Regions from separate parts of the Homo sapiens genome. Here region 2 is linked to region 1. Evidence: chromatin loops called from intact Hi-C (ENCODE). Cell type or tissue: dorsolateral prefrontal cortex. All regions are shown on one strand. Links, peaks and the distances in the headings refer to the core of each region. The heading gives the core; the rest is flanking DNA.

Region 1 (2,915 bases), core at 128-2,627:
CACCTAGGATATGAAGTTATCTCAGAGCTTGTCTGCATGGGCGTCATCAAGGAGTAAATGAGCTCTCTGTCCCCCAGAGGTACGTGCATCAGAGAAAAATGATGGGAAGATCATAGATCGGCAGCACTTAAACCTCCAGGGGAATGGGGCCTCAAAGAGGAAATGAAATGCAGCATTACACATCATGTACATGCATCCACAATGTCTCCTGTATGGAACACATTCAACAGTGATGCTTCTTTTCTCCTGGCTCACCCCACAAGGACTAGAGAGCTGTTTGTGCACCATTTGTTCTGAGCTTCCTGTATCTTGGAAACTCAGTGAAGACCAGCACCTTCCTCAGACCCAGGCCTGGCTCTCTTCCTCCCGGCTGAATGTCCACCAATTGTCTTCCTTTACACCTCCTCCTTCTTTGCATCATGCACTCCCAGCAAAGAGGACAGTGACTCATGCTAATTATACAGTAATAGAAGAAACACACACACACACGCGCACTCTTTTTTTTTTTTTCCCAACAGCAGCTGGGACTTTCTATTTATTTGCCCGCTATTTATAAGTCACTTAGACAAGAAGGCCTTATCTCCTCCTCCTACCACACTCTCCCAAATGAAGTTTCTCTAGGGCAGATCCACTTTTATCTAAATTGGTTGGACAGAGGAGCACAGCATATATAATCCATAATGAAACAGATAAAGCTGTCTCCTTGTGCTTGATATAAAAATAACCAACAAGAAAATGAGCATGGATAGGGAAAAATTAATTTACTTCCCTGCCTAATTACTAGATGCAGGATAAATGTATCTGCTTAGCTCTCTAATTATAATAATACTTAGCAGTTACGTGAAACTCTTTATCATCAAAAATACCACCCTCCACTGACACTAAATAATTAATCTTTGGCACCCTAGTGTGAGCATCTTATCTGAGCAGGAAAAGGACCATTGGTTGGAGGAGAGTGGAGCAGGGTGAGGTGCAAAAACTCCTTTCATCACTAAGCAGAAACTGTTTCCTGGGTCTCAGTTCCCTGGCCTCCACTTGCATGCTTGGGAAGAATCTGCCTGCCAGGGCTCTGCCAGCTGCAGAGAGAAGTCTACCATCCAGTGCCAGAGGCTGTGATCACTCACCCCACTGTGTTGCCAGAACTCCTCCTCCAGCAATGGCCTGAGGTGTCCCTGAGACAGCAGAGCCCCAGGGCGCTAAGCGAGAGCAGGAACGGTTATCAGGCCAGCCACATAAGGTGTCTGCAGCCTGTTCATGGGCTTTCTGCTCTGTTCCTGGTTTGATGTTATGTTGCCCAGCCCTACCTTCCTTTATCCTGTGGTGGGATTCAGCTCCTGGCATCACTCATGTCCACTCAGAAGTTCTGATAAGGTCTGTGACTCCCACACTCACCAGGTATAAGCCAAGTCGTTGCCTCCATACCCTGTGGTCTTACTGAGAAATCCTGCACCTGAGCTCAGATGCTTTAAAGGAACACAGTTTCTGGCTTGGGGTAGAATGGGGTTTGATGCTCCATCCTCCTGAATGGCAGCTGTCTGTTTTCCATCCCTGAGGGACATGTCCTTGGGCCCACCCCCCTTCCCACATCTTCCTCATCCCCCACCCTGGACCATACCAGAGAGGGCAGGAGTCTTCGACCCAGACCAGGACTCAAGCTACAGATCAAGGGGAAGGGAATTGTGTCCTGTCTCCCTACCGCATGCTTTCCAGTAGCTTCTAATGCCCTATGGTTATCAGACAGTGGGATATATTAGAATTACTTAAGAAAGAAAAAGTAATCCAACACAATCATTGTGTTTGGTACTTGGTAAATGCTTAATGAAGTTTGTTTTAAAAATTAAAATATTCAAATTATTTGCTAAAAGTTTATTTTTGGTGACTTTCAGGGAAAGGGAAACGCATAAGCAAGCAATCAAGGGAATCTACAACTATGAGACATCAGCTTCACCTCTGGCTGGGGTTGGGGAAGAGGCAAGCATTTAAAACAATCATCTCTACTTAAACTGTGGTTGTATTCTGCTTTTTTTTTCTTATTTTTATAAACATAATAGACCATATGCATATTGCTTAAATTTAAAATTTGTTAAAGTTCAAATCAACTATAACGGGATAAGGATTATAACTTCTAATTACATAGCTTTCAGGCAATGTAATTATGCAATAGTTTGGGGGGAAGAACAGATGAATGCACTGCAATGGATCTCTCTTTCTCCTTTCTTAATATTGGGCTTTATCCTTAACCATGGAAAAAGGCCAAACTCCTGGATCTCCACCAATCATCCCCCCATAGTTCAGTTAAAAATACATTTCTGGTTAAATCATGTGGATTCAGAATGGGAAGGAGGCAAAGAAATACATGAGTTTGCTACATCTTCTCACAACACGCCTGTGAGGTGGGGACCCTTATTCCTATTTCACAAATCAGAAATCTGAGCTCTTAGGTCCAACTCGATGCTAAATCTCCAATGCCTATTTCTGTTTGTTACACAGTGGATCAGGTCAGAGCATCAGTTCCAGGCAAAGAAGACAATAGGGTAAGGCTTTGACAAAGAAAAGTCCCAGCAAGGAATGTTACTGTCAAGAAGTCATTGAGGCACCAGAATGTGGGAGAAGGATCAGACCTTTTCTTCATGGAACCTGGAGATGAAACCACAGTGAATGCTTCAGGAAGCTCAGCTTGCTTTCAATGCTGAAAGGAAATTACCAGACCTTCTGTGTTCTTACAGACAGTGGATGGCTTCTGTGGTGGTCAGCTTTCTAGAGATGAATAAACATAGGAAATAAATAGGCTTATCAGAGATGCAGTAGGAGAAATGCAATCTGCAATCAAATAACTGCTTCTCTTTAGGTCATTTTCAAATCTGAGGACCTCTGAACTCTGTGTTTCAACTCCTGTTGTCTTAGTTTCCTCATCT
Region 2 (2,915 bases), core at 227-2,726, 170 kb after region 1:
CAATGTAAATCTAGATTATACCTGCACTGTGTTCCAGAAGCAACATTTTTATCAAAAACTAGAGATTTTCTTGTGTTTTCTACACTTTTTGTTATACAAACGCTGATTTTTATGTGATTTTGTGGGATCATCACAAATATGGGGCAAATAAGGGTCTAAAGATGGATAACTCAGCTTCAGAAATGCTAGTATCACACAGTGTTCATTATACCACTTTTCCCAGTGTTTTCTGTTGAACAATATGGATAGACTTAATGTGGAATGAAAACAGAATCGTGGATAAACCGTCTGATAAGGGGAAAATTTGACCTTAAAATTAAATTTAATTAATGGCCCTGTCTAACCCATTTCAGAGTTTCCTGGAGGTGAGAGATTCATATCTGAGCTTTCCACCTCTAATGAGGAGCGGCTTCATGAAGGAACGGACGGGATTGCTCCAGAAGGTCATTGATTTTCAGCCTCTAAAAGGACAACTGTAATCCTGGTTGATCTTAACTCTCAAATTTAATAAAATCAGTTTAAATATTTTAGACAGTGTCAGGGGAGATCCAGTATTTCTGTGTGTTCACTTTGTCCATGGAAAAAGGATTTTATTTTACTACTCAGGAGGAGAAAACATTGTAGTGAAAAATTTCAGCTTGTCTCTGCACTCTTACAAATTTTCTCTTTCCATACTTAGAGTCCAGGATACTCACTAGGTTTGAATGAGCACTTAATTTGCCTCAAAAATGGAATCAGATTTCTCCTTCTCTCACTTCCTGATATCTAGGCCTCTTACAAGGATGTTGGACTCTTTGCTTTCTCAATCCATGCACTAAAACCAGGGCAAGTCTCTGCCCCTCGCACCCCCCTTCATAGGAGAGAGAACTGTTGGCCCTATCTTGGTTTCAGTTACCTAGAACTCCTGTATTTCAAGATTACAGGCACATCCTGGAAACATATTAGTCAGATAGGTATCTGTGCTTTTTGTTTTTACCCATTAGTACTCAAGAGAGAAGGCGGAGTATCTTTGTCACTCCCTCCCAACTTCAACAAAAGCAATTCTATAATTTAAGCTTCCAGAGATTCCAAATAAAAATTAGCTATGCAACAGTATTTTAATATAGAAACACATCCCCATAGAGATGAGCTTTGTCTTCTGTGAAGACATGGAGAGAAAGCAGGGGAGGACCTGAGGAGGGGCTGCTGGAAGGGAAGGAGACGGGTCAGGAAGCCTATTTTTTAGAGAGGGTAGTGCTGCATCATCCCGGCTGGGCCAGCCCTGGAGGGAGGTACGTGGGCTGGCTGTAGAATTAATTGAATTTCACAACTTGCCTCACATTCCTGCTGACACAAAGTGCCTTGTAAGGAGGGAGGCATCACAGGATGCCAACACAATGGCAAGACCAAGGTTGGGCACTGCTGTGAGCCTTTCTTTATACAACTCCTGGCTCAAAATAGCTTGCCTGTTAGCACCCCAGCTGAGAATCCCCACTGGCAAGGGAAGAAGAAGTGTGCCGTCTCTAAGATACAGCTGGCCCTCTGCTCTGAGATGAAGCCCTGGACCTGCAGAAGCCCTTCCCCTCTCAGAGCCCTAGAGGCCTCACCTATATAGAAGGTATTCTGACAACATGAATTTTAAGTTCCTTCCAGCTGTGACACTGCATTCATCTAATGATCTGAGAATCAACTCAAGACCTCTTTTAGCAACAGTTCCCCAGCTTCATTCATGTGCAGAATCAGTGTATACTTAGGACCCAAGCTCCCTGCCTTACTTCTCCCTTAGATATTAACCAAGGGCAGAACAGAGTTTTGCACCAGGCACCCTACAAGTCTTCACAAAGGTCACCATATGCAGTCTTCACAGCAATATTGTAAGGGATTAAGGTTGAGTCTCATTTTTTTAATAAGGAGATAACAGCTTACAGAATTTGGGAGGCTTGACCAATGCCAATAAATTTGTAAACAAAAGAGTTAGAATGTAAGTGTAAACTCTACAACTCCAGTGCAAGAGTCTGTTTCCACAACTCTTCTACTCACATAAACCTGAATTGCTTCTGTGACCCTTCCCTGTCCCGTGGCACTGCCTTTCTCAGTACCTGGCATAACATTGTTACTAAATACATGTTTATTACTGAATGGCTGTCTAAATGAATCTATGATTTATCGGGTTAAATATATTAGAGCATTTGATCAGTAAGCGGAAGCATTATTGCAAATAACATTTCTTGCCAACAAATTCTGATTTATCAAATAATATTTCTAAGAATACTCCTGCACGACCTTCACTTATTCATGTATTCATGCATTCAAAAAATGGCACCTACAAGACGCTAGGCACTATGCCAGAGGTTGGTTCAAAGAAGAAATACTCCCAGAATACATAGCACAAACTGTCTTGTGGGAGGACAGCCTAAATAAAATGAATATGCAATTACAATGTGGATATGTGCTGTGAGGGAAAGTTGCCCTCAGAGCTGAGAATGTGCCCTGGGGAGTCAGAGTGTGCTTTCCTGCATACTTGGCAATTCCACTGAGATTTACAGGATATATAGTATTAGCCACGTGAGGGAGGCTGAGAGTATAATCATTTTATGCAGCAGACAGCATGGGCAGAGGTGCTCCAGTAGGATGAACAGTGGTCCACTATGTGAACAGAAAGAAGGCTCTGGAGGCTGAGATGAGCCTGACAACGTGCTGACACCCATAACTCACAGAGGACAGAGATAGCTTCTAATACTCATACCTGAAAAGCTTCTCATACTTATGCTCATCTGGACCTACTTCAAGCATCCTTTCTCTGGAGAGCTGATTTTTTTAAAGGCCAATCACTCCATTCATGGCCTGCAGCTCACGCCCACCATCTTCAAATATTTCAACATTTTTAGTTTTTTCTGGGTTCAGCCTCATTGATATCCCTTTCTCTTTTGCAGAAT

What was found. Hi-C counts contacts between places; a loop is a spot of excess contacts. Peaks named below come from ENCODE experiments on the same cell type or tissue, not always from the same donor. Only the 100,000 strongest peaks of a DNase experiment are listed, where the experiment ranks them.
Region 2: it touches region 1 in a loop (2.0-fold over the local background); 3 of 110 quality-filtered maps call a loop at or near these places.

Annotation. Positions count from the first base shown.
Region 1 is chr10:85,318,922-85,321,836 of GRCh38, forward strand. No RefSeq gene overlaps it. Among named protein-coding and RNA genes, the nearest start is that of LINC02647, 110 kb to the right of the region's middle. In dorsolateral prefrontal cortex, for the core only: no CTCF peak of the experiment used is centred there; DNase peaks (open chromatin) are centred at 356 and 1,120; H3K4me3 peaks cover 726 bases; H3K27ac peaks cover 2,042 bases.
Region 2 is chr10:85,491,472-85,494,386 of GRCh38, forward strand. LINC01520 (long intergenic non-protein coding RNA 1520) reads left to right here. Exons shown (of 6, transcript NR_120671.1): 6 at 354-530. Among named protein-coding and RNA genes, the nearest start is that of LINC01520, 43 kb to the left of the region's middle. RefSeq lists an enhancer at 1,105-1,914. In dorsolateral prefrontal cortex, for the core only: no CTCF peak of the experiment used is centred there; a DNase peak (open chromatin) is centred at 1,322; H3K27ac peaks cover 810 bases.